Regions from separate parts of the Homo sapiens genome. Here regions 2 and 3 are each linked to region 1. Evidence: read pairs that join two places in POLR2A ChIA-PET (ENCODE). Cell type or tissue: MCF 10A. All regions are shown on one strand. Links, peaks and the distances in the headings refer to the core of each region. The heading gives the core; the rest is flanking DNA.

Region 1 (5,514 bases), core at 1,461-3,960:
GCTACTGCCCAGGAGGATGGTATAATATACAGTAATATAATACGGTAATATAGAATATCATGTAATGTAATATGACATGATATATGAAATGATGTAGTATAGCATAATATGTATAGTATAGATATAATGTGCAATAGTATATACTATAATATGTATAACGTATATAAAATGTTGATATAATCCTAGGGTTGGCAAACTGCAGCCTGCCAGCCAAATCTGGCATTTTTGCATGTCCCAGGAGGTAAGAATGCATTTTACATTTTTTAAATGGTTGAAAAAAAAATCCAAAAAAGAATACTTCCTGACCTGTTAAAATGACAGGAAATTCAAACTTCAGTGTCCATCCATACTTCGGAACACATCCTCACTCATTCTTTCATGTACTGCCTGTGGTTGCTTTAGAGCCACTACTGTAAAGTCAGGTGGTCAGTATAGGGACTGCAGGAGCCACAGAGCAAATATTTATTCTTTTTTTTTTTTTTGGAGACAAAGTCTCGCTCTGTCACCAAGGCTGGAGTGCAGTGGTGTGATCTCGGCTCACTGCACCCACCACCTCCTGGGCTCAAGCAATTCTACTGCCTCAGCCTCCCGAGTAGCTGGGATTACAGGCGCCCGCCACCAGGCCTGGCCAATTTTTGTATTTTTAGTGGAGATGAGATTTCACCACGTTGGCTAGGCAGGTCTCGAATTCCTGACCTCAAGTGATCCACCTGCCTCAGCCTCCCAAAGTGCTGGGATTACAGGCATGAACCACCGTGCCCAGCCCTAAAATATTTATTCTCTGGCCCCTTACAGAAAAAAGTTTGCTGACCCTCTATTTGATCAATATATTAATATACCAATAATATAAATTAATCTGTGATATTAATATAGCAGATGATAATTTGACACTAATGTAAAGGATGCACAAATATGTTACTACTAACACAATATGTTATACATAATATATATCCTAACAATATTAATATATAATAATACATTACACATAGTATTTAGGTTGAATGATAGAAAATTGCCATTTTTATAGGCCTTCGACAGTTGAAAAATTGATAATTTCCTAGTATTTAAGCGAATGCATGGCTCAGTAGCAACTGCTGAGCGAATGTCAGGGAATACCATTACCACTCCTCCTCTCCATATCTACTTTCATACTAGTTCCACAATTTTAGAAACAGTACTGCCTTGAGTTCACCTGGTATTCTCTATTATGCACTTCACTAGTTTGTTAACACAAGTAGATGTAGGACCTTGATTTATCTACTCTGTTTTTTGCACATGTGGAAATTTTACCAGAAATTGTAAAGCTTTGTCTCTAAAACTCACTTTGTTACGACTGTACATTATTTTGTTAGGATTATGGATTTACAGTTTCACCAACTGGCTTTAGGGCTGTCCTGTGGTTCACTGGCTCTCTCTGCATTTTTCTTACCTACAGGCCGCCCTTGGGAACTACGGAGGATTTGTGTATTAGGCAGGGTTCCCTATATCTGTAGATCAGAGTTTCTCAACTGTTGACACTGTTGACATTTTGGGCCAGATCATGATTTGCTGGGGTGGAGGGGGCTGTCTCGTTCATCGTAGGATGTGTGGCAGCATCTCTGCTTTACCCATTAGGTGTTAGTAGCATCGCCCGCCCCTCTTGTGACAACTCAGAATGTCTCCAGACATTGCCAGATATCCTGCGGGTGGGGTGACGGAAGCAAAGTCACCCCAGCTGAGAACCACCACTGCAGATGTAGAAGGGCACCCTGGAGAAGTTCAGGTTCCTTAGAATTATTCATTAAATGACCAGGCTAGGACTCTCCTCTTTATATCAGCAAATCCACAGACAGCAACAAACAGTAGAAACATGAATTCATTGTTTTAAAATGTGAAGTTCTCAGATCAACACACAAAATAACTCTTAAGCTCAGATGGCATGTGGCCTGTGTCCTTTTGAGTTCAGGCTGATAGAGAAAGTCGACAGAGCCAAAAGCTTGCTCTGAAAGGAAAGCTACCAAGGTGGATTAATCTGTTTTTGGAAGGCAGCGGCAGTTGATCAACTTCCTCATATTTCAAGCCTATTATTCCAGCAGGGAGAGCTAGTGTGTTTTCTCTCTCTCTCGCTCGCTCTCTCGTCTCTTCCACACCCCATCCTCCCTCCCTCTAATGGCCTTTTATTGCTCTAACACATTTTTAAAAATGAACTCCTCTGTACCTTTGGGGTGAATGTGATGAGGGGATACACTCCTCATCAGAGGTAATTAAAGTTTATAGAAACAGCCCAAGTCTGTAGCAGATCCCTTCACTAATGAGGAAACCAGGAGTCTGACTTTCAAACAAACACTCCTGTTAATCTTTTCAAAGCCAGGCAGACATGTGGGCAGGGAAAACGTTGTAAACGGACAGTGGTTCTGAGGCTGCCCTTCCTTGGCCACACTCTAGTCATTCTCGAGCCAGGCCACACCTCATTCCACAGGGTTCATCCCTGCCCGCTCTTTGGGGCCATCTGTGAGCAAGCCCTGTGTCACTTGTTTTTGCTGACATGGAGAGCTGTGACATGTTTGAGAGTTAACAGGAAGCTTTACTCCATTTTTCCATTTAGATTTATAGAGTCTACGGAGAAGCTGGGACAGGAGGAAAAGCATTAGGCAAATACAGTCAGTTTGTTGTCATCTGATGCAATACTCTGGACACAAATAAATGACTCTGCCCATTATTCCTCTTGCTTCATTTGCCCTGAGACAAAAAGGTGAATCCACTGGAAAATGAACGAAAGGTCACCCTGTTTTACAGCAATGTCTGGACATGCTCTGCCAGTAGGTTCCAACTACTACATGGTAATGTGGTGATGGTACCAAGTTACTGGAATCCAGAGTGAGTCCGTGATTTGTCATGGACATAAGTACTGGAATGATGTTATGGTCTCAGCTGTTGGGGGAAAATAGTTCTTTCACTTGTGAGGAGAACATCCAAAAGAAAGAGCTGCAATGCTGCCTGTGATCCTTCTTCTATGTACACATGAGCAACGTCATACTACAAAAGACCATCCATTTGGTCAAACTATCTTTTTTACACACATTTTGATAATACAATATCTTAGGCCTTCTAGATATGCTCAGATTCAAATGCTATATTCAAATGTTGGTTTTCATCTTTGTGTCTTGTCTCAGATCCCTTATTCAAACCCATCAGTCTGCGCAGTTCACCCATCCAGCTGTAGCTCTTCTGTCCTTTTGGCTGGCCTGGTGTCCCCTGATTCAGCAGAAGTGTGGGGGGAGTTGGGATCCCCTGATATTCACAGAGAGTTTTTAAGAGTAGGAAATCTGGGGCTTAGGAGGTCCAGGTATTTTGGTTGGAAGTGTTTTCCCATTGATGGGGCTAAATATTTGCCATGACAGCTCAAGTCTTCGCTCTCCAGCTTGACATGGATGAAAGCAGCCTCGCTACAGGGCCCCTCCTACTGCCCCCAGAGGATTAAACAACCTGAGCAGGTAATGGCTGCCTTAAAAGGAGCTTTTGCATGACTCAGATTAATGCATGCTGTCTGTCGCCCAGGTTGGCAGCTAAACATTAATTTTTTTTGAAAAAGAAAAAAAAAAGTAAACCTCTAGATGACAACTCTTTTCAGACAAGGTGTGGAGTCTGTCTGCAAAGGATAGAGAGAGAGAGACAGACAGAGTCCAAGTCCCCAGCGCAGAAGGAAGCCCAGGTGGGGCTGGGGCCGGGAAGAGGGGCAGAGCACAAAGCTGTCGGGCTGGATTAAAAGGCAAAGCAGCCACAGAGCAGTGTCAGGTTCTCAAAGCTGTCGGCCAGGCAGCCACTTTCCTTTTATGTATTCCACCCCCCTCCTGCCTCCAGGTTTATGACAACACTTTTCAGGCCTGTGCTCCAGGCTTGATTTCTCAGAGGGAGTTCTGCCAAATTGAAGAGCAGTCTCCCATACTGTTCTATGCCACTGTGAAAGCTCATCTGGAATTCTGTCCTCCCTCCAAAAAGAAAAGAATCATTCTTGGGTTCTGAAATGAGGCATGGTTTTTATCTACTTCACACTCCCATGCCATAAAATGTTCTCTCTTACTCCTTGGGTGATTGAAGTCCAGGATATTCACAAATGTAACTGTGATATGGGACTTTGGAGTGCACATGTTACTCATTCCTTTTATTTAAAAAGTCACCCTACCATCTGAACACCAGTCAGCTGGAGGAGTTGGCCCCTAGGGTTCTTGGACTATAAGGTGCTGATCTTGGGTGATGACCAAGTCAAAAGACTTATGTAATAAATTCCAAAGGATAGACCCATAGCAGGAACATTTGAAGGAGAACAGGCATTATTTCAGGTGAAGACCGTAGCCGGTGTGCAGAGGGGTGCCCTGAGAACAATCAGTAAAAGCTGACAAGTGCCTTTGTTCTTGAGGGATAAGCTTCTAGAAACCACAAGCTAAACAAGATGCCAAGATACCTGTGCTACTCTCAATGCCTTGGAGCAGAATGTACCATGAAAATATTGGCATTAATGGCCAAAAGTAATGTGAAAACCAAGCACTTAAGTTGGTTTTCCTATTTTACTGTACCACCCAAGAACACTGGAAGGCAGTGGTTCTCACCTGGGGACAGTTTTGCCCCTTGGGAAATTTGGCAATGTCTGGAAACATTTTTTATTGTCCTAACTGGGGTGAGGGGGATGCTATTGGCATCTAGAGGCCAAGGATGCTGCTAAATATTCTCCGATGCTCAGGACAGACCCCCCCCAACAAAGAATTATTTGGCCCCAAATGTCAATAGTACTGCCGTTGTGAAGCTCTTAGAAGGCATTCTGTGAAGCTCTGAACAGCAGCTAAGGCATCTGGTGAAACCTGAAGTAATCACAACTGTCTGGAAAACACAACATTACACAACATTTAAAATGGCAGACATGACTCCACTGCCCCTGTGCCTGCCCCCTAATCTGCTATAATTTGATCCCAAGAGCTGAAAAGCAAGACCCGCCCCGTTCCCCCAACACACATGCGAGTGTGTTTGCAGGCATCATAACACTGAAGTTCTCTGAAGTATTTTCACAGTTTGGTGCAGCTCCAATTTCAAAGCCCCAAACACTAAGTTTCTTCTTTTGCCTTCAACAAAGGAATTTTTCTCTGTAACTCTGATTTCCCTGCCCACGAGCAAAGGTGAGTGCCAAGCCCAAAGGGCTCATAGGTTAAATGACTAATACTTAATGAGCTCATATTAACAACAATTATGCTAACCATGACACCTGAGTTTTTCACGCTGTTCCTCTGGCCTCTGTATGAACAGCGCTTAGTTGGAATGTCTAATTTGGGGTATACAGTCGGTTCTCTATATCCGTGGGTTCTGCACCTGTTTAACCAACTGTAGATCAAAAATATTATTAAAAAAAAGGATGGTTGTGTCTGTATTAGACATATACAGACTTTTCTTCTTGTCATTCCCTAAACAATGCAGTATAACAAGTATTTACATAGCATTTACATTTTATTAGGTATTACGAGTAATCTAGGGATGATTTAAATACAT
Region 2 (11,142 bases), core at 2,205-4,704, 69 kb after region 1:
CAGAGCATCAGGGATGCCAGGAGACTCTGCCTCCAAATCCATCTTTCCCATCAACTGGCCTGTCCCCAGAACCTAGAGACGAGTCTTGTTGGCCTTTGGGGATTTGCCAGTTTTAGGACATCGTTCAGATGTTATCAGGCGACACTCTGGATGCTTTCCTACCGTGGCATCTAGCTGAAGGAGAGGACTGGGTAGAAGAGGCCTTGGCCAGGCCCAGCAAGCAGGGTATGTGATGTGATGTGGAGGAAGATGCTGCCGCAGAGGGAGGCAGGTCCTGGGGGCAACTGCCCATCTCACTGGGCAGTCTCTGGCTTTCCAAGAACAGATCCAGGAGCAATGACAGCCACAGACGGGGAGCAGCCACATCCACATGTTCCAGAGCTGACTAACAGATTGTCCTACAAGCCTCATGGTCAGCCTGTTCCCTCTCTGTCAAGAACCCATGAAGGTTATCACCTGTATCATCAAGACTGAACTCCAGAACCTGCTTTTAGGATCTTCTCACTAATAAGACCCTGCCCCAAGTAATTTCTCACTCACCCCCTCTCCTCCGCATACCTGACTCCCAGTGTGCACCCTCCGAGTTCTACCCATGAGCCATGGCATTGAGATGCTGAGGTCTTCCTTCCTCCAGCCACTTCGCCAATCCAAGGCTCCTTGCTGCACCCTTCACCCGAGTCTTCCTGCCCTTCAGCATCTGGCAACGGGCAGTCACTCAGTCACTTGTTTTCCAGGCAGCCTTCCTTGATGACTACATTTTGCTTTATGGCTGTTTGGGCTGCCTCATAAATCATCCTTCACCTTTGATTATTTAGGGTGTCATACTGAATGCAGTTTGCGGCTGTGTAGACCTAGTCTCCCAGAAGGTGGGGACCCTTTTCTATATACCCATGTAGCCCTCACAGAAAGGTGGGAAAGGGTGCAAGTGGGAAGGGGCTTTAGGAGAGAGGGGGTATTTAAAATTAAAAAAAAAAAAGTCCCTTGAGGACACAACAATAGATAATGCCATTGTCCCAGTCCTGAGTAGGTCTAGGGGTGCATGTGGGTGTATGAGAGAGAGAGAGAGAGAGACTGAGGTGGTTCTTTCAGCAAGAGAGTTACAAGTTTGGGGATGCAATACAAACGATTTTACCTCTCCAGATCTCAGTTTCCTCATCAGCAAAATGAGGGGGGTTCATGGGATGCATGCAATGTCCCTTTCAACTCTCTGATTTCATCTTCCAAGAATGCAGCTGGCCTGAGATGCCCATAGCCATGTGCAGGCGGGCAGGTCCACGTGTGATTCTTCTGTTGCCTACAACTCTAGCACCTCAGTGACTTCATAAAAATACTGTATTTGTTTCCTGGGGCTGCTGTAATAAATTATCACAAACTGGGTGGCTTACAACAATAGAAATTAAGACTTTCACAATTCTGGAAGTCAGAAGTCCCAAATCAAGGTGGCAGCAGGGCCACACTCCCCCTGAGGGCTCTAGGGAGGATCCTTGCCTCTTTCTCGCTTCGGATGGTGGCCAGCATTTCTTGGCGTTTCCTGACTTGCAGCTGCAGCACTCTAGCCTCTGCCTCCATCTTCACATGACTGTCTTCCTACTGGGTGTCCCCTCCCTCTTCTTAGAAGGACATCAGTCATTGGACTTATGGCCCACCCAAGTCCAGTATGACTTTATCTCGATTACACCTGTAAAGACCTTAAGCCATATTTTAAGGTTCTAGGTGGACATACACTTTTTGGAGAACACTATTTAACTCAGTACAAATAGCAATGTAGTAAGAGCTCCCATCATGGCTCTACCAGTGACAACTGCTCTACAGGCACGCGTGTGTTTTACCCTCTGGAACAGTCTTGCTCCGATAGTGGCTCTCCTACCACCACGCTATCCACGACTACCCAAATGACAACAAAGAATGGTTGCATTCATAATACTGGCATTTTTAAGTCGTGTAGAACTTACAACTTTTTAAACACCTTCCCATATACTATTTCATTTGGTCCTCACACCAATCTCATGAAATAAACAAGATGGATTTTATTGTTCTTGATGAATAGGTAGCAAAGCTAAGGCCCAGAAAGGTTAAGTAATTTTCCCAAAGTCACACAGCTTTGATATACAGCAAAACTCATATCCCTGAGCTTTCTACTCACTGTTCTTCCGGTTATTATCCCTGAGGTCATAAATCTCCACCCGCAAACCCAATAGCACCAGTACAAGAAATCTGGACTGGAGATACTTTATCCACACCTACCACTGCCCCAAAAAGTAAAATCTGACTCTGTGATTCTAATGTACCAATGGTACTCAACCTGGGTTATAGCTCAAAAGCATTTTCTTACTGAGCTGCGTTTGGGCCTCTGGCAGTTGAGCACTCATGACACCCCATCTGGTAAACCACAGACTAACCTATATAATCAGGAGTAAAACTTAATCAAAGTGATAATTTGTGAAATGAATGGTCATTATCTGAATTCTCATTATTTCATGCCCATCTTTTTTTTTTTTTTTTTTTTTTGAGATGGAGTCTTGCACTGTCTCCTGGGCTGGAGTGCAATGGCGTGATCTCGGCTCACTGCAACCTCTGCCTCCCGGGTTCAAGCGATTCTCCTGCCTCAGCCTCCCGAGTAGCTGGGATTACATGTGCATACCACCACACCCAGCTAATTTTTTGTATTTTTAGTAGAGATGGGGTTTCACTATGTCAGCCATGCTGGTCTCGAACTCCTGACATTGTGATCCGCCCACCTTGGCCTCCCAATCATGCCCTTCATTTTAAGCACAGTCACAAGACATTTCCACCGAGCACACACTAGTAGGTGGGGCGTTTTGGCCAGTCATGTGGTTCTCCCTCACAAAGGGCTCTTGTTTACAGCTTTGGGTACAAGGACATTTGCTTATTATCTTACAGACACAGTGATGACTTCTTCACAGGTGTAGGTGACATTTTTCCACAGCACGAAAACTGCCTTACACGTCCTTTGTATTCTTCCAATGAGACCCAGCAGAGCCTTGATACTGGGCTGCAGTCAGCAACGGGCGCACCTGACAGGAGCCACATGCTCTGCCCTCCACGTGGCCCTGCCCTCTCTGTGGCCCCACCCCATGGCGGCTGGGACACAGCCCTTCTTGGCCAGCATCTGCAGAAGTAGGATCTGTGCCTCGGGGCACACGTGTTATGAGCCAAATTCCCTCATTGAAATGACCTATAGGCCTGGTATTTTAAGTACATGGGTGTGGAGCACAAAAGACTCTCAAGTGTTTCTCCCAGCGAGCTGCAGCCGGAATAGTGAGAAATCACAGGAGAGCAAGGGAGGGCAGGTTGGCTAAATAGCAACGGCCCCAAAATGGGCTTTTCAGGACCCAGTGCAGGGGTGGAAGGATGGGGCTGCTGCCGAGAGGGCCGGTGTTTCTGTTGGCAGCCTGGAGGATCCAAGGCTCCCTGAAGCACTCACTGGCCTTGGTCTGGTGAGGCCAGCAGAGGCTTTGGTCAGTGCACAGATGGCCCCAGCACTGATCCTGTGTGTGCTGCTGGAAGTCGGCAGCTCTTGGTTCCAGAGGGGGCCACCACGGGGTCACAGGGTGGCCTGCATGGAAGGAAGCCAAGGAAAGGGGTAAACAAGGGGTAAACACCAAGTCCTTCCTCCTGCTCACTGAACCCTGACCACCACAGCAGCATCAGTTCCAGCCAGGGCTTGGGTTCCAGGAGGACCATTAGAAGACCATTAGAAGCACCAAACGACACTCATACTGAATAAGAAGGTGAGAACAAAAAACAACAGGGCAGATGAGGTTTGTCTTGATGTAGGCTTGGAAGCAGTGAGAGAGAAGAATTCCATATAAAATCCCATGAAGGTGGAAACACAGTGGTGATTCATTCAGTGTGGACTCTCAAGGCAACCTACTTAGGTTCAAAACCTCGCTCTGCCACTTGCTAGCTGTGTGACCTCAGGCAAGTTACTTGACCTCTCTGGGGCCTCAGCTTTGTCATCTGTAAAAGGGGGTTAATAACAGTCATTCCATCTCGTAGCATTGTTCTGCAGGTTAAATGGAATGCTGAATATACAAGCAGAGCACAGGGAAAGGTCTCAGTAAATGTCAGTGGAATGATCATTAAAGACATGATAAAGGTGATTCCACAAAGACCAGAGCTGTGACAGATCCCGTAAGAAGGAGCTGGGGATGAAGTAGGCACTGACGTCTGACATGAGGAGGGGTTTTGTGCGTGTGTGTGTGTGTGTGTGTGTGTGTGTGTGTGTGTGTGTGTGTGTTCAGCAGGTGATGGGGCTGCTACCAGGCCTAAACGCAACTTGAACTTCAAGTTCAAGTTCACTCCTGCCCCGCCAGCTGGCGACCTTTGTAAGGCACAACTGTGAGTGGCTGATATGCTATGTAAACAAGCCAGGCCAGTGCTCCTCACTGCAACATGTGTTGTCTCCCTCGACGCCAGTGTGTCCATCCAAATGCCAGGGCAAAATACTAACTGCTTTATTTAGTTGGGAAGAAGGTCAAGGGGTGAGTCTTCCTGGACACTCGCTGCCATGACACACTCCCCAGGGCCAGTCAGCGGGGAGGCCCCAGGTCTAGGCTTGATTAGTCTTGACGTTGGCGGCCCTGGGGCTGGTGAACTCTGACAGCCAATTGTGGTCAAATAAAGCCACGGCTGGAACCTGCAGTTCCGCATGGCCCAGCGCACTCTCCACTTCCTCACCACATCTGGGAAGTGGCTAAACCTCAGGATTGCTTCAAATGTGCACACTGCTCCCCAAAGAGCTGAGGGTGGCAAGGAGATTACAAAGCAAAAAGACATGCAGCTCGGGGTCATTTCTTGCCTAGGTGTGAAGAACATATTTAAAAGTGCATCCAGGCCACATCAGAGCAGAATCCTCCTATAACACCCCGTGTCTGACGGGCGAGCCCCGACTCCTGTTGTGACTCGGCCTCCTCAGGTCTAGTTTGCAGGTATCCCCGGTCTACCTGAGTTGGCTCTGCAGCAGACTCTGTTCCTGTCACTCTCCTTAGTGTAGGTCTGTAAGCATGAGTCATCTTCTTCTTTTGGGGACAGTTTCAGGGGATGTGAAACTTGCCCTTTGTCACGCAAAGGAAGGCTGCAGACACAAAGGAGCCGTCTGCCCTGGGGGCTCAGAGTCCTTAGGAAACACAATCGCAACATTTTTCACTCTTGTGTTTGTCTGCAGGAAAGCCAGTTGTGCCCAGAGTCTTGAAACGCCCAAAGAGTGAGAAAGGAAAAATAAAAGAAAAACATCGCAGCTTTTAAAAACCAAGAGAGTCAGTGAAGGCTCAGGTTCTGCTCTTTGCAAATTCAGGAAATCCCACAAGATCCTGAAAGGTTGCAGGGAGATTTCTCCTTTTACAATAGATGGCTTTGGGTCTAATTTTAATTGCGGATAACTAAGTATAAAAATTAACGTACCCTCGGATTCCAGGAGTAGTCTGCATTTGGAGTATTTTTTATGAAGTATTTTTAATTTTGATTTCTCACTTTTCCACTGGAACAACCTAACAGCCAAAATTCATGCTTATGCTCCTCTTCCATTTCCTTACCCAAACATTTGCCACTATTTTTGACAGTGGAGTTGTATAATTAATTTATTTGGGGATTTCTGGACGGGATACAAATCCTTCAACTTGCACATAATTTCCTGATTCTCCATGCTGAATTGAATTAAGATGTCGGCGTACTGTATATACTTGTGTGCAAAGTGCCTGTATTTGCAGATTGCTTGATCCAATCGCACTCACATCACACATGCAAAATGCAGACTTGAGGCCTAAGCTACTGGCACCAGGACTACCCTCAAAAGTCAGACTGAAAATCAGGTCCTTAGAATATAGAACTCAGTTTTCCATGGAAATGGCATTTGTTTGGAATTATGGATTGTTTGAAAAATAGCTGTTTTACTTGGAGAAAACCGAAGACATGCAAAGCATTTTCTCTGGAGATGTTCTATGAAAATGAGTTGTTTGAGGACAGGGACAGAATTTTATTCATCTTTGTATCTTCTATTCTGAGGCAATAAAGAAAAGTTTGATAAATGAGGCCAGGCATGGTGGCACATGCCTGTAATCCCAGCACTTTGGGAGGCCAAGACGGGAGGATCACTAGAGCTCAGGAGTTCAAGACCAGTCTGGGCAGCTTGGTGAAACCCCATTGCTACCAAAAATATAAAAAATAAAATAAAATAAAATAAAAATAAAAAATAAAATAAAATAAATTAGCTGGGCATGGTGGCACACATTTGCAGTCCCAGCTACTTGGGAGGCTGAGGCACAAGAATCACTTGAACCCAGGAGGCGGAGGTTGCAGTGAGCCGAGATCACGCCACTGCACTCCAGCCTGGGTGACAGAGTAAGACCCTGTCTCTAAAAATCAATGAATCACTCTGCAAACTTTCAGTTTGACAGCCAGTCCTTTACAACGTCGAATTTCACTTGGAAGGCATAGCTTGCTTTTTCCAAGGCACAGGTATGCTGGGCTCAACTGCAGGCAGGGGAAAAGCTCAGGTTTGCAAAAGGAGTGGAGGGGCGGGCCTCTTTATTTGGCAGAATATCACCTATCCCACAAAACACCATGATGTTCTCATGCAATCTTGCATTTCCTTTCCTGAGATTTCATTTTCCCTTTCTAATCTTCCTTTTCCTTTTGATACCACAGTTCCCTAGGATCTCAGCTGGGGAACCAAGTTTTAACCAAAACACCCCAAAACCCTGAATTCGCAGCCCCCTGGAGACCAAGGCCACACCTGCTGCCCTGTGCTTCCCCCAAGGACAGCCACCAGATTTACCAGTCTTCACTCATCCATCAGGCTGTGTGTTTGGGCTGGGGTCACACAGGGCAAGTGACCAAAGTGACCTCCTGGGCCTGGCCTCCTCCTGATTCCGATAGTGCCCCTAGCCGGGTGCCTCAAACACACAGCCCAAGGCCACACAGAGCTGCAGCTGGGAGGCCTGAGGCATGGACATTCTTCAGGGAAGGAAGGCTTGGGGGGCGTCAGCTCCTGCTCACCAGCCTTGCAGCACTTGCCACTGCAGGTAGGAAGAAAGGCAGGTGAGTGTGGAGGTAGAGAGGGAAGAGAGGGAAGCTTGAGGCAAGCTTGAGGAGGGAGCTGACTTCTAGGTACAGTGCCATCTACCAAATGGGGTCCTTGCAAGCTGGATATACACATGCCTGGCGCTGCTTGAAAGGAGAAAGGAGAGCTTTCAGTCTCTGGATGGGTCTCTAAGCTCCCCACGCACCCTCCAAATGTCCTTTCCATTCTTTAAACTGTAAGCCAAGTATCTTTCCACAATTTGTATCTGGAGTTAGTTATAAGTGGTTCTCCATTTCATTAGGATCAGACCAAATTCCCAACGTGGATGTTAAGGCAATCCCCGCCCTATCTCTCTGTAAGGCTCCCCGCCATCACTCCCCAACCACCGCCACTGGAGCATCTCTCAGCTCCCAACAGGCCAGGTGCTCCTTCCTCACTCTGCTTTCTCTGCTGGGACATGATTCTTCATGCCTCCACCGGGTTAGTCTCCTTGTCACCTGCAGGTCTCAAGTGAATGACAAGTGGTCCAGGGAGACCCTCTGAACCTTCACCAGGTTCTGTACCTCTGAGCCTTGGCTCCCGCCACACCCATCTATCATGTGTTATCTACTCACAACAGGGATGGCCTACTTAATTGCCATGTTCCTTACTAGCCCCCAAGGCTGTGGGTTCTCTTTGGCTGACCGTCGTATTTCTCATGCTAGCCCAGTTCCTGGCACACAGTAGGTGCACAATGTATATCTGATAAATGAATGAATGAAAGAAATGCCCTTAGTAAATGACCTTGGGGGGTGGGGCAGAGGGAGAGTTCTAATAAAACAGGAATAGGTACTATATTTCCATCACAGGGTCAATGCCCAATAAAAGTTTGTAATTATATTATTATTACATAGGCTTTTACTTGTGAATACTTATGGAATGCCTGCTGTTATCTCATGCACTCTCATTTTAGTAGGCCCTTAGCAGGACCAAGGAATATAAATTCCTTGCCATCGAGGAGTGGGCCCTGAAAAACAGCATCATTCCCAACTTTTCAAATTCAGCAAGACCCATGCTGCCTCTGGCTTGCTCTCTCCCCTCCTCCCTCAGGGATTCTCGCTGTAGAAGGAAGAACATCATCAAGAGGGGCCCTAGCTCTTCTTCCTAAGTATAGTTACATACACACCATCTCGCTTTTATCATCCTAACATAGATGATATAAGTCATAGATGAAAGGCACTCTTAAACCTATTGAACACAGATGGGGAGACTGAGGCTGGCACATCTGAGTCCTACAGGTGTGCCCTCTTCTCATATTACATTATGCTACTTTTCTAGGACTCACAGAATCATCGCTAATAGATGTGTGTGTTTTCTATGTCATCATTACGAATCAAAGGAATATTAAATAGGACACAATGGGTTCGGTGTAATCTAGAGTTCAGGGATTTGGCCAGAATGCAAGATAATAGTGTAGTAAGAACCCTTCCAAGTGACAGCCAGATGAACCAGTGCTGAGTTTATACGTGGCCAAAAGAGAAAAATATGCATGGATGTTCACTTGCAGTTTATGAAAATGCTGAGACACAACCTTAAGAATGGCTTCCAGCGGAACATCCGGAAGTCCTCAAGTAGTCCAAGGCGAGCTGCCGTGGCACTGCTACAAAACCCCTTCAACTTGGGTGGAGGCAGCAATGATCACTCAGGAAGAATGTGATGCTGCCAGGTGCCAGCCTGTGTAACCCAGCGACAGGACAAAGGGATTATTCTGCTTCATTATTAAAATGAAGTGTTTACTGTTAAAATACGATTGGGAATTAAAAGGGGCACATATGAATCATAAATATTTGCATGCCATTAATGTTTGGACAAAAGAGTTGGAAAGGCTGAGTTGGGAGAACTTCTTTTCCCATGAAAAGCAGTGCTTCAAATTACAGTACATATTTAATTTCGTTTCTCCTATTGCTAACAGGAATCTCAGGGCCTGCCGCATATAACCCTTTCACGACCACAGAACCGTATGGGGCCCTGAAATAAGGATAAGGATTGTGTTTCCTCCTTGGAAGCTCACCCATTTAGACAAACAAAAAAAGCAGACCTCTGGTTGTTGTTGCTGTTTGCTGTTGTTTGCTATGCACTCACAGAGTCCCCATTGTCTGCCCCATGGTGTTGGTGTCACTGCAAAAAGTAACAACTCCTAACCTATGTCTTGTCTCAGGTAATCAATCCTCATTGTCCCTCTGTCTTCCCACAGACAAGGGCAAAATCAGGCTTAGACAGGTCAAGTAGCTTGTTCAAGGACAGATAGCTCCAAGCCAGTGGTTCTCAACCAGGGGCGATTTGCCCCCAGGGGACATGACGCAATGGCTTCAGAGATTTCTGGTTGTCACAACCAGGAGGGTGGGTGCTAGTAGCCCCTGAGTAGAGGCCAGGGGTGCTGTTAAATGTTCAACCATGCACAGGAAAGCCACTCACAGCAAAGAATAACTGGCCCTAAATGTCAGCAACACCCAAGTTGAAACACAGTGGGGAAGCCAGTAAAGTCCACGTGCTGACCACTAGGCTGTACTGCCTAACATCAAAACAGTCCTGGGCCCAGCACAGTGGCTCATGCCTGTAATCCCAGCACTTTGGGAGGCCGAGGCAGGCAGATCACGAGGTCAAGAGATCGAGACCATCCTGGCCAGCGTGATGAAACCCCGTCTCTATGAAAAATACAAAAATTATCCAGGCGTGGTGGTGCAAGCCTGTAATCCCAGCTACTTGGGAGGCTGAGGCAGGAGGATTGCTTGAACACAGGAGGCGGAGGCTGCAGTGAGCTGAGATCACGACACTGCATTCCAGCCTGGTGACAGGGCGAGACTCCATCTCAAAAAAAAACAAAAACAAAAAAACAAACAGTCCTGAACAGTCATTCATTCACAGACCATGTATCAGGCATCATCTAATGTCACTCATGATACCACCTGGAGCTTTCTAGTTAAAGGCTGGATCTCTTGATTTTGGAAAATTCCTGTGAGCCCACTTCCTCGGGGCTCCTGAGCACATCTTCCTTTCCACAGTGCTTGGGTCTCCGTTCCTACACACACCCTTGCATGCCACAGCTGTTTTCAAGCTTTTTCCCCAGTGACCTTCTCTCTAGAGCACACCTACAGCAACTCGTGAGCTCTGTGCAGTCCCTGGCTCAGACACCGTCCACGAACTCCCATTTGGATAGTTAATGCTTACTAGTCACAGATTACATGACACACAAGTGATCTCTGTCGAATCTAGGAGCGTTGCTCTACTGTAGGGAGCTTAAAGGAAGCAGATGTATACACGGAGAAGGAAAATTAGGCGTGAGGGTCCCCATGCAGCACAAAAGCAAGGAAACGGACAAACAAACAAAGCAGACACAGCCTGACCTATTCCAGAAACTCAACCTGCAGCAGGCTCTACCTTGATGCACTGGGAACACCTAGGGGAGTCTCCCTACGGATTTTTGTTTTCAAATCATCGTGCCCTGAATCTCAGTGTAAAAACCGGTGATGGCAAAACTGACATGCTGGGGCAGGTGGGATAAAGCTCCAGAGGAACCCAGCCATCTGTCTGCGGGTGGCATCTGCAAGCCCATCCTGTGGGCGGCAAACCCACAAACCTTGGTCCTGTCTCCCCTCCTGCCACGTAGTGCCTTCATTTTTATTTAGGGTATGCAGACTGAGCCATTTTGGTGTCTGGGAGTTGTCTGTCAGTGACACACACCAAGACCTTGCTTTTATCACTTTTTTTTTTTTTTTTAGACGGAGTCTTGCTCTGTCACCCAGGCTGGAGCGCAGTGGCATAATCTCGGCTCACTGCAACCTCCGCCTCCCTGGTTCAAGCAATTTTCCTGCCTCAGCCTTCAGAGCAGCTGGGATTACAGGTATGTGCCACCACTCCTGGCTAATTTTTGTATTTTTAGTAGAGATGGGGTTTCACCACGTTGGCCAAGCTGGTCTCAAACTCCTGACCTCAGATGATCCTCCTGCCTTGGCCTCCTAAAGTGCTGGGATTACAGGTGTGAGCCAGCATGCCCGGCTCTTTATCACTTTTTTAATATGAGTGGACACTGTCCACTGACATCAATTCCCATTCCTAGATCA
Region 3 (11,142 bases), core at 5,191-7,690, 50 kb after region 1:
CCCAGTGTGTGTGTAGAATCAGAAGACAGCCCCAGCCACACTGTGACCTGCAGGCTGTGAGGCTGTGTTTCACCTGCTTGAGTGGGCAATGGAATTACCTGGGCATTCTAGTTTGGTAGGTTGGTCTAGGGTGAAGGGCCTGAGAATTTGGAGTTCTAATAAGGTCCCAGGTGATGCTGAGGCTGCCGATACAGGGAGCACGCTGGGAATATCTGCATGAGAGGGAGAGCTCCTCCTGATACTCAAGCTTCCAATGTGCATTACTACTTCCCTTCTCCTGCCTGCTTCTGATTTGCTGTGTGCTGGGGAGAAACACGCGAACTAAATATGCCTGAACTGTGTTTAGACTGTGTTCATGAGCAATGACTGACGGCCTCCTTTTGGTGATAACTATTTGGCCGTCTTTTCATTTTTTTAACTCTTCAATACACACAGAGCAGCTGAAAATGCCCAAACTCTGCCCTGCAGATAGGCCGGTGTGTGACCGTCTCTGTCTCCTACAATAACTGGGCACATTCTGTCAGAGTCACTGTCATGATAATCAGTCTGATTGCTAAGGTGAACCCCAGATTCTCAAGTAGGAAGTAATTTCTGCTGTGCCATCTATAGAAAGACTTTGGGGAATGGCAGGGAAGGGTTACATGGAACCTTTATTCCGTTCCACAAATGCAGCAGTTAAGTTCTCTGAGTGCCCACAGGACCGGGTGTTAATGCAGATGCCACAATCCTCCTCCCCTCTAGAGAAACAACATGGTCCCAGGGAAACGTGAATGCTAGAGTAGGCGTTAAGAATTCTCCATTCTAAATCTGCTTTTCTACCAACCTTTGCTGTGGACAAGAACAAGTCTCTTCATCACTGAGGCTCCGTATCTGGAAGCCTGGAATTAAGAGACTAAGAAGGATTACTCCAAGGGACTCTAAAAGCATCCACAACAATTACATCTGCTGCCATTATCTACTCAACTGGTTCTAAGCACGGTCTTTCTTGAACAACTTCTAATGAGGTTACGACTTTCAAAGTTTTCCCTTTTGTCTTTTTTCAGGCAGACACCTGGCTGCGGGAGCCACTGCCAAGTCTAGCTGTCAGGTTGGTCTCAGAGCTCTGTCTTGATCCCCACCAGGTCGCCCAGCCTGCGATCCCACCTGGCCTGCTCTATCTTTCTGTGTGCTGGGGGTCAGCAGCTTTGCACGAGGTGTCCTAAGAATTCACTCTCCCTCTGCCTCCAGCTGTTTCATCAGTGACCCTTTGGACAGTTAGTTATGAGTGACCTTGGACTTCAGTATTCAAAGGTGCCCTCCTCTCTCCCTTAAGCCTTCACAGAGCCTTTCGTGCTACCCTACTGACTGGGACATTCCATTCTGCTTTCACCCCTCCCCCTCTACCATCCCAAGGCTGAGTCCAGAGGGAGTGGGACATTAAACACACCTTAAAATTTGCTAGGAAGTTGTCAGAGGCTGCACCTGGGAAGAAAGCCACTCTGCGGAACACTCATCCAGGCTCTCATTTCCCAGCTTCTTGTCTGGGTTGGAAAACAATGAGACATCTGCCCTGAATGCCCACCTTTTCCATCAGTGGCAGTAGGCACATAAGTCTTAGGTGAGTACCTGTCACCCACCCCGCCCACACTCCCTGTGCAGGCCCCTGTTCCTCTAGCTCATGCCCCTAAGCCTCTTAGAGGTGGATGAATCCTGGCAAGTCCCCTAGGATACCTCCACTTCCTAGGAATCCCTTTTACCCACTCAGCGATTTCTAGAGGGGTGATGCTTTAGCCCCAGAGAATCACCAGCAGGAATAGCAGAGCCTTTGGTCGGAAAGAGCTTTTGTACTCTTGTGGGTGGTAACAGGAAAGCAAGCACTCACTGGGTCCACCTGTGTATGGGGCTTTCCTACTCTGGGCCTTCCCGAACCATGGTCCTACAGTGGCCTCTCAGGTGACATGAAGTACAGGTCATGTCACCTGAGGTCAGGTGGCATTTTCTTAAGCCTGTTTTCTAAGGCAAATGCCTCCTACTTGAAACTAGAAGGCAGATAGGTTGAGCTCCCCTCTTTGCTCCGGCAGCAGTGGCCACCTTGCTCTTGCCCCTGTGTCACTGCCCTGGGGCCTTTGCACTTACTGTTTCCTCTGCTCAGGAAGCTCTTCCCTGAGATCCCTGTGGACCTGATCCCTCCCACCCTTCAAGTATTTGCTGAAATGTCATCTTCTCCCTGAGGAGTTCCTGGAGATCCCCTTTTAAGTTGCAGACTATCCCACATCCAGCCAGTCCCTAGCCCTTTGGCTTAGGTTTTCTCCATAGCACATGTTAATGTTATCCAGGGTCTGTCTGCACCCATGGGACTGTAAAGTCTACAAAGACAGGGATTTTGTATTTTTTCTGCACAGCCATGTCTCCAGCACCTATAAAACCAACTGGAGCCTAGGAGGCTCACTAATGTTGGCTGAATGAATGAATGAGTACTCAGGTCCTTCATGATTGGTGCTGTCCAATCACCCTCCACTAGGTTGTGGGAAAGCAGAAATCATTTCAGGTGAAGGAAGTTGTAATTAAAGTTTTCAGCTGAAATGTAACTACAGAAAAACTTCTTGTTGAGAAAAAATACAATATCATAACTGAGCAGTTTCATGAGAATTGTCTCATTAGAAGTTGAATCAGTCCGGGCCTGATGGCTCATCCCAGCACTCTGGGAGGCCGACACAGGCGGGTCACTTGAGGTCAGGAGTTCAAGACCAGCCTGGCCAACATTGTGAAACCCCATCTCCACTAAAAATATAAAAAAATTAGCCAAGCATGGTGGCGCGCACCTGTAGTCCCAGCTACTTGGGAGACTGAGGCAGGAGAATCTCTTGAACCCAGGAGGTAGAGGCTGTAGTAAGCCAAGATCGCTCCACTGCACTCCAGACTGGGTGACAGAGGGAGACCTCTCCAAAAAAAAAAAAAAAAAAAAAAATTAAATCAATCAGGAAAACTCATTTATTTTCATAGTGAAAAATCAAAAAGAATAGGTCAAAGGCTCTTTTGCTGAGTTGAGAGTGGCACTCTGACATAAGCAAAGTCCACCAGCTTCTCCTGTTTCTTTGTAGTGAGTACCCTCTCACACGCACACACAGAGAGACATACAAAAACACAGATGGCACACATGCACACACATACACACATACAGACATGCATGGACAAACATACACACGGACACAGCCATACACATAAAAACATACAGATGCAGCTGGGCGCGGTGGCTCATGCCTGTAATCCCAGCACTTTGGGAGGCTGAGGCGGACAGATCATGAGGTCAGGAGTTCGAGAGCAGCCTAGCCAGTATGGTGAAACCCCATCTCTACTAAAAAATGCAAAAAGTAGCCGGGCATGGTGGCACGTGCCTGTAGTCCCAGTTACAAGTAAGTGGCTGAGGCAGAAGAATTGCTAGAACCCAGGAGGCAGAAGTTGCAATGAGCCAAGATCATGCCAGTGCACTCCAGCCTGAGCGACAGAGCGAGACTCTGTCTCAAAAAACAAAACAAAACAAAATATAGATACACATGGACACACATGTATAAACACACATACAGACACACATGGACATATACACACAAACACAGGCATGCATGTAAACACATACAGACACACACATACACAGACACCTGGACACACACACAGATATAAAACACACATGGGGATACACACATATAAATACACACAGACACATGTACATACGTCACACAGACACATATATTAAGACATGCACAGACACACATACACATACAGACACAAACCAGGACAGACACATATATACAGACGCACACACACATATACATATATCACACAGGGACACACATGCATATACACACAGGCAGATATACAGACATGGGGACACATATATACAAACATACACACATACTGACATACACACATATACACATACATACATATACATCCATCACACATCCATACATCCACTCACACACACACACCGTTCTGTGATCGCCCTCAGGACATGGGCCAAGACAAGTGTAGCAAGCAACAGTCAATGGACAGGAAAGGCTGGCCAACGCCAAGGCAAGATCAACAACCAATACAACTTCAAGCCAGAGACGCACACAGGCCTGCCCCTCCCCAGCCCCCCTGCACCATGCGCCCAAGACTCACGGGACAAAAACCCAAACAAAACTCTGCTCCCTGAGTCCAGGGCTCATTGCCACGAGCAGTGGAGTTTTTCGCCCACTCACATGAGACTCGGGCCTCTCCTAAAAGCAGAGCACTCAAAATCTAAATCTGCCATCCCCGGTCGCCAGGGCTCACTGTCCATTTCTGTCTGGTGACTAAGGAGGTAACTTGAGCTCAGGGCAGAGAAGCCACCTGCTGGCTTTTGCTCTTGACCAGAGGTAGCCCTCTGTGGGGGAAGTGGAGGCAGTTTCTTAAGAAGGGTGCAGACAGCTCCCAAATTCAAGGTTTTTCTTCTTCTACCAGCCTATAATCCCAAATATTAGCAACCCTCCCTAGGTTAAGGTCTTATCTCAAGGAAACCCCCAGTTACAGCGTAACTGAAAAGTAACCAGAGAGTGGTAACCACCAGTGACATGGATTTGTTGATCAGAGTAGCTCCTGCCCAGGGACAGACTCTAAAGAGAAGGCGACTTGCAGAAGAGAAAGAAAGTATTGGTGGCGGGTGGCGCACTATGGAGATATGAGCACTGACTCACAGAACGCTGCCTGGAGCTTCTGACATGGCTTTGGAGTTCAGGCATCAGCAGGGCTAGTCCTGGGGTAGACAGGCAAGACCTGGGGGCCAGGAGAAGAAGATCCAGGAGGCGCACACACACTGCTTGCGTGAGCATGTTACCAGCACTGAGGCTCTCCACACTGGCCTCCTAACCTCCCTGCAGGAATCTCAGTTCCCCTCCCGCAGCAGCAGATCTCATACATAATGGGCAGAGACACTGAGCATGTTTGGACAGGACCGAGGTAAAGGCAGGGCCCTTCCAAGGTTGGGTGATGCCTCCATAAATGCTGGACAAATAAATGAATGAGTGAGTGAGTGAATGAATGAATGAGTGAGCCCCTTTCCTGGACTAGATTTATTCTGGAATGCTCATCCAGCAGTGTGGAGGATGATCTCTCCTCCTCTGTACTTCTAAAAAGAGGGAAGGAAATTCCCTCCTATTTCTAAAAGCCCTGCCCCCTGGGCCTCGGGGACTTTCCCAACAGCAGGGGAACAGCATCTGACTCTGACGCTCTCTCCTGTCACAGACGCCAACTGAGGTTCTAGGCTGGCCTTGCAAAGCCCTTGGACAGATGGCTGAGCAGGTCCTGGCTGGTACAGAAGGACAGGGTACCCTGGCCACTCACAGCTCCTGAGTACTCACTAGTACAAAAGCCAACCGCAGCAAGTTGTTTTGAACAGAACGTTGACCCTCCCTCACAAATAAGGCTTCCGGTTGTTTGTGTCATGACAGCCTCATTCAGGCATCAGGCTCACTTCTATGCACTGTTGTCCACGTGCCAGAAGCAGCCACCTGCTGAGAAGGGCATCTGTGAGGAGGGAGACCTCTTCTAAAGTTACCTGAATGGGCAAGTGGCTGTTTGCCTAGACTCCCACAGAGCACAGCATGGTGATGAAGATGCTGGTCCCACTGTCTGCCAGGTAACATTGGGAGGGAAAGTTCTGTTTATTCCAAGACACTAGTGCCTCCTATTCACCTTGGTGACCACATTTGAGCCAGTTAGGAAATGAAGGAAGGGAAGGTTCCATCCTTGCCAGGGATGGAGACAGGGATGGAGGGCAAGGATGGACGCCCAGGACAGCCTTCTGTCCGGCAACATTCCCCCTCCTCAATCCTTTCCCGATTCGAAAGGTACACAACTTCCCCCTGGCCTGTCTACCTTGAGTCTCTGCCTATGGCTGCCTGGCCTGGTGAGACCAGCCTCCCAGCTCCTCTGTGTTACGCAGGCAATAGGAGAGCTGCCTTTTCAACAACTGTTTTGAACTTTCCTCTCCTTTTAACTCCTTCAACAGTCCCTCTTCTGTGTGAACACTCTGGTGTGTGAAAGCAAGACCTCAGCTCAGGGAGACAGCCCTCATAAACTGCCGCAGATTACCCTGTCTTTTCCCAGCCGGAGGGGGACCCCGCCCCACTCCCTTCCCAGTCTCTTCCCCACCCCCAACTTTTTTTTTTAACCACTTCTGCTTCCTTCATTTTCTCAGCAGCTGCAGCGGAGAGATATAGTAAAGCTACTGTATAGGATTTTGAAAGCAGGGCCTCCAAGAGCTTTCCAAACTCCACACAAGCCAGTTATTCTCTGCCTTGTTTTCTTTGGCTTCAGGTTAGTAACACAGAATGAGTCAAACAGTATTAACTTTCAATAGGGAAGTGGTGTGGTCAACCAAAGCTGTTTGCGGCTAGATTATGAAGATAGGTAGGGCAGGTAATGCAGAATAGCCCATAATACTGTGAGGAGGCAGAGGAGGGAGGCGGCCCCACTCAGAAACACTCCAACAATTAAGTCAACAGAACTCACACCATCTTTTTTTAGTTGGCTGAGGAATTAACACCAAGGTCTCTGACCAGCCAGCTTTGGGAAGTTGGCCATAATGGGGCTTGGACAATTGAGTACTTTGTGGGTTTAAGGATGTCTTTTTTTTTTTTTTTTTTTTTCAAATGTTGCCAAAGTCATGGGAACTCTAGTTAGGAAGATTTCCCCTACTTAGAGCATGTCACTCTGGCGTGGACCTTCATTCATCTCTTTCCCCGGCCTGGGGTTGATCCATTCTCCCTTCTTCCCCCTTCTCCTGCCCTGCCCCCACCTTCTCAGTCACAATCTTTGTCTTCCCAGTTTGGCAGGACATCCCAGGGGCCCCTGGGCTTTCCTTCCTGAGGTTAGAAGATGGTGCTTTGAAAGAACAATTGCTCCTACAACCATCAAATCAAACTTTTAGAAGCTGATAAAGACCTTAAAAATCATTCAATCTCCTCTTCTTTCTCCTTCTGTAGATGAGGAATCTGAGGGTCTAAGAGGAGACATGAGCTGCTGAGATTGACTGAGCTAGCAGGGCCAGACATAGACTCCACGGGCAGGCCCGCAGTCTTTCCACCAGGTCAGGCCACTCCCTCGCCCAGGGCTCAAGATTCCTTTTAGAGTTCAACAGAGCAGCTCCCGAGAACAGACCAGCCCTCAAGACTCAAATTTCAGTGGTTTCCAGTTCTTTCTCCCTGCACTCAGCTACCTATTTATTTTGAGACTGGCTGAATCACCCGAAGAATAGAACGGGTTTCTCTGAAGCTGCTCCCGGCAGCATGTCAGCAAATGAACAGGACAGCGAGCTGGCCTCTGGAGCCTTGGAAGATTCTCACCTCCAAGCAGCTGCAGTTTTTGACTCGTCCTGGGAAACTGGCACTGAGACTCAGGGGTGTAACATTTCACCTCCCTGAAATCAAATCCAGAAATCTCAGGCGAGCAGCATATATAAAAAGCCACAGGGGAAAAAAGGAATACGGACTCAGCAACTCTTAGGTGCTCTGAGCCTCTTCCCAAGCCTTCTGGTTCTGTGAGCATTTCATTGAAAGAAAATGGAATAACAGAGTTTTAGAAGAAAAACTGTATTTGGTCTTGCAAGAGAAAAGTATATTCATATAAAACTCAGTTCTCAACTATTTGCCAAGGTTACTTCTTTTGTTTCCAACATTTAAAAAGGGTATCTAGTTGTAGGTAGAGAAAACATTAAGATATGTGAATGGAAAAAGGTAAAATTTCTAAAAGTATGGATTCACAGTGGGGTCTGATTTAAATGTTTAAATTTTTTCTCTTTAATTTCTTCTCACCAATCCTGAAAGACACGACGAGATAATATCTACTTTCAATAAATCAATTAATTTTATTTAAAATCCCTAAGATTTTAATATAGTACATGCAAAACAATAATAGATTTTCTATTTTTTAATTATCTAATTATATTTATATTATCTAATTGACAGACTACTTAAAAAGCACATTGATATATATTATCTCAATGTGTCCTCAAGAACCCTGTGCAGTAGGCAGAACTCATAGTATTATTCCCATCTTATAGATGACCCAGGGGAAGCTTCTAGATGCTCAGAGCTTTGCAGGTCACACAACAGCATAGGTGCTTCATGTTAAGAAGCAGAACTGCATTTTGATAAAACCTTTAATTGGAAAAAGATCACCTCTCCCTCAAGGAAGTAGGGCAACATGGTTGACAGGGTTATGTTTCAATGAGGAATACATTTGTTGAAGCCAGTTCAGTGATGCAGTAATTGGAATTAATAATAGGTAGTATGGAAGGAAAAGAGAAAAAGCCCTTATTGTACTGTATTGTGAGGGCCAAATCTGCCAAGCTTTTTTTTTTCTTCTTTTTTTTTAAGTACTTGGCAATGGTAAATATTTGGCCCCCACTTGAACAGAATTCCATTTGTTTCCTCTCATAAGGTCTTTGGGACATGGTCAAGGGGCCTACCCGTCTAGAGCATGTGCTTTAATAATAGCAGCTAATATTTAAGGAACACTTCTGTGCCCAGCACGGTGCTATGCCCTAACATGAATTATTTTATTCAATCCGCACAATAATCCCCAACAGAGGGATATCATACTCCTGGTTTTATACCCAAGGAGGCTGAGGGTGGGGAGGTTAATCTGATCCCGAAGGGGAGGCCAGGCTGAATCAGGAAGCCAGCTCTGGAGCTTCGCCATCAGCCACTGCTCCAGCTCGCCTTTCAGGCTATCTCTTTTAATCCTCACATCCCCTAGCAAGAGAGGTATCATGCAGTCCATTCTACAGATGGGAAAACTGTGAAACGCAGTTTTAGACTTGAAGCTCCAAACTCCTTTCTCGCTCACCGAGGCTACCTGAGCACCCTGGTTCACTTTATTTTTTGAGACAGAGTCTCACTCTGTCACCCAGGCTGGAGTGCAGTGGAGCAATCTCGGCTCACAGCAACCTCTGCCTCTCGAGTTCAAGTGATTCTCCTGCCTCAGCATCCCGAGTAGCTGGGATTATAGGCGCCTGCCACCATGCCCGGCTAATTTTTGTATTTTTAGTAGAGACGGGGTTTCACCATGTTGGCCAGGCTGGTCTCGAACTCCTGACCTCAGGTAATCGGCCCACCTCGGGCTTCCAAAGTGCTGGGATTACAGGCGTGAGCTACCGCGCCCAGCCCCCTGGTTCACTTTTGAAACACTGGGCTATGCCTGGCGAGTAGTGTCCGAGAGGCGCGTGGGACGTGGCTCCGCATATTTCTCCTAGCTCTTTCAAATGAATGAACTGGAAATATCATACAACCACTTCAAAGGTAAGTGAAAATAAGGTGGTACCAGGAAAATATTCAAAGGGCCATAAATCTATGTAGTATCTAGGAACTTATTTCAAATGTTTACTCTTTATTTTAAATAATCAGAATATGACTTTTAAGCCATGGTGAACAAAAACAAATACAAAATCAAACAAGTATCAAATGTTCGACATTTCAGTATATGGAAGTACACTGAAAGATTTCAATAGCAGTCTGGGTTTTTGTCAATAATTGCTTTAATGGAAACTAAGTATATGTATATCATGAAAGTACCAAACCAATGTACTGCCTTTAAATAACTTTCTAGGGGTCTTGAGAGTTGGCAGATTGATTCCATTGTGTTACTTTTTGAAAAGGCAAACAGAAAAGAACTTTGCTTTGGGTACATATATATATATATAATATATATATAATATATATTATATATAAAATATATAATATATATTATATATATATTATATATACTATATATATTATATATAGTATATATAATATATTATATATACTATATACATAGTATATATAATATATTATACTATATATAATATATTATATAGTATATATATTATATATATACTATATATTATAATATATAGTATATATATAATATATATTATATATATATATATTAGCTTGGCTTTCACCTATGAATGTGAATCCAGAATATTTGGCTATTCATGACAGCAAATTTTACCAGTGACACGGCATAATTTACACATAGAAGTTGATGAAAATATACCATGTGTCAATCATACTATAAAAAAGGAATTTCACATCCAACTAAATGTCACTGGCTTGTGATATGTCTGATAATATAGCCATAATGTACGGTAATAGATTATACCTAATTTACCCTTTCTGTATTGCCAACTTTTCATAATTAATACTTTGATAGCAAAAAAAAGCAAACCTTCTCTAAAAGTTGCCTTTAAAGGAAAAGAATATGCGATGAACAGGAGAACACAGAAATTGCCTATCAGCTCAAATGAATTTAAATGCAGATATGGTGTAAGGGGGTAGCTTTTACTTATTTAAGCTAAACTGGAATTATTATTATTATTATTACTATTATTATTTTGGTGGTAGTAGTGGAGTTCCATGAGACCCAGTGTATCAAATTCTTACTAATGCCTTTCCTAGTTACATGGCTTACAGGAAAAAACAACAACAACAAAAAAAACTGAAGCCTTTGAGAAAACTCAAGGAGAAATTTTTCAAAATGAAAAATGGAAAGTGGCTAGGGTATGAGAAAAATTCTAAATCTACCTGAAAGCACAGGAGTTGATGTATTTTAATGTGCTGGGATGCTGTGACTGCCAACCGCAATCCATCTGAAAGCTGTGGGTCCATCCATCCCCATGGGAGACGTGCACCCAATGACAAGGCCTGACCATCTCAGACTGGGGCTGCCCCATCAGACCCCCAAAGGACACAGGCAGCAGGCGGAGCTGCCTTGCACACATGGAAGGGTCTCCAGTGCTGGTCACTGATTTAGGAAACTCAGTGGGTGGCCGGCCATGTTTATGTGCTTGCAAAGCTTGGCTGCGGGGAGAGATCCCAGGCACGCTTGGGAGACACACTGCATTTGCCTAGTACAAGAATTCCGACCCCAAGACACCTGCTACATTACACGTCACGTTTCTAGGACAGTGTGGAGACTTCTGCAGCTGTGTCATGCCTCTACTGAACAGGACCCATGTGTTAGATCTTAAGCACTGATGTTTGATGTCACCCACACGTGACTTTTCTTTCTGACTTTTTCACAAAGTGCAACATTTGGGGGCAAGGCCATTTCACCCGTTAGTGACTTAGGAACAGTGCCCAGAGTGTTTCCAGGGCCCAT

Evidence for each region. Peaks named below come from ENCODE experiments on the same cell type or tissue, not always from the same donor. Only the 100,000 strongest peaks of a DNase experiment are listed, where the experiment ranks them.
Region 2: POLR2A ChIA-PET joins it to region 1 with 16 read pairs; 5 of 35 experiments call an interaction of 5 or more read pairs at or near these places.
Region 3: POLR2A ChIA-PET joins it to region 1 with 85 read pairs; 14 of 35 experiments call an interaction of 5 or more read pairs at or near these places.

The regions. Positions count from the first base shown.
Region 1 is chr21:34,793,239-34,798,752 of GRCh38, forward strand. The region is part of intron 8 of RUNX1 (RUNX family transcription factor 1); the gene reads right to left. Among named protein-coding and RNA genes, the nearest start is that of RUNX1-AS1, 40 kb to the right of the region's middle. In MCF 10A, for the core only: no CTCF peak of the experiment used is centred there; DNase peaks (open chromatin) are centred at 2,723 and 3,843.
Region 2 is chr21:34,861,065-34,872,206 of GRCh38, forward strand. The region is part of intron 5 of RUNX1 (RUNX family transcription factor 1); the gene reads right to left. All of the region lies in intron 1 of RUNX1-AS1 (RUNX1 antisense RNA 1), which reads left to right. Among named protein-coding and RNA genes, the nearest start is that of RUNX1-AS1, 30 kb to the left of the region's middle. RefSeq lists enhancers at 4,236-5,435, 4,706-4,875, 4,916-5,195, 6,176-6,843, 6,844-7,509. In MCF 10A, for the core only: no CTCF peak of the experiment used is centred there; DNase peaks (open chromatin) are centred at 3,177 and 4,627.
Region 3 is chr21:34,839,569-34,850,710 of GRCh38, forward strand. All of the region lies in intron 6 of RUNX1 (RUNX family transcription factor 1), which reads right to left. The region is part of intron 1 of RUNX1-AS1 (RUNX1 antisense RNA 1); the gene reads left to right. Among named protein-coding and RNA genes, the nearest start is that of RUNX1-AS1, 8.8 kb to the left of the region's middle. In MCF 10A, for the core only: no CTCF peak of the experiment used is centred there; DNase peaks (open chromatin) are centred at 5,213, 6,353, 6,833 and 7,203.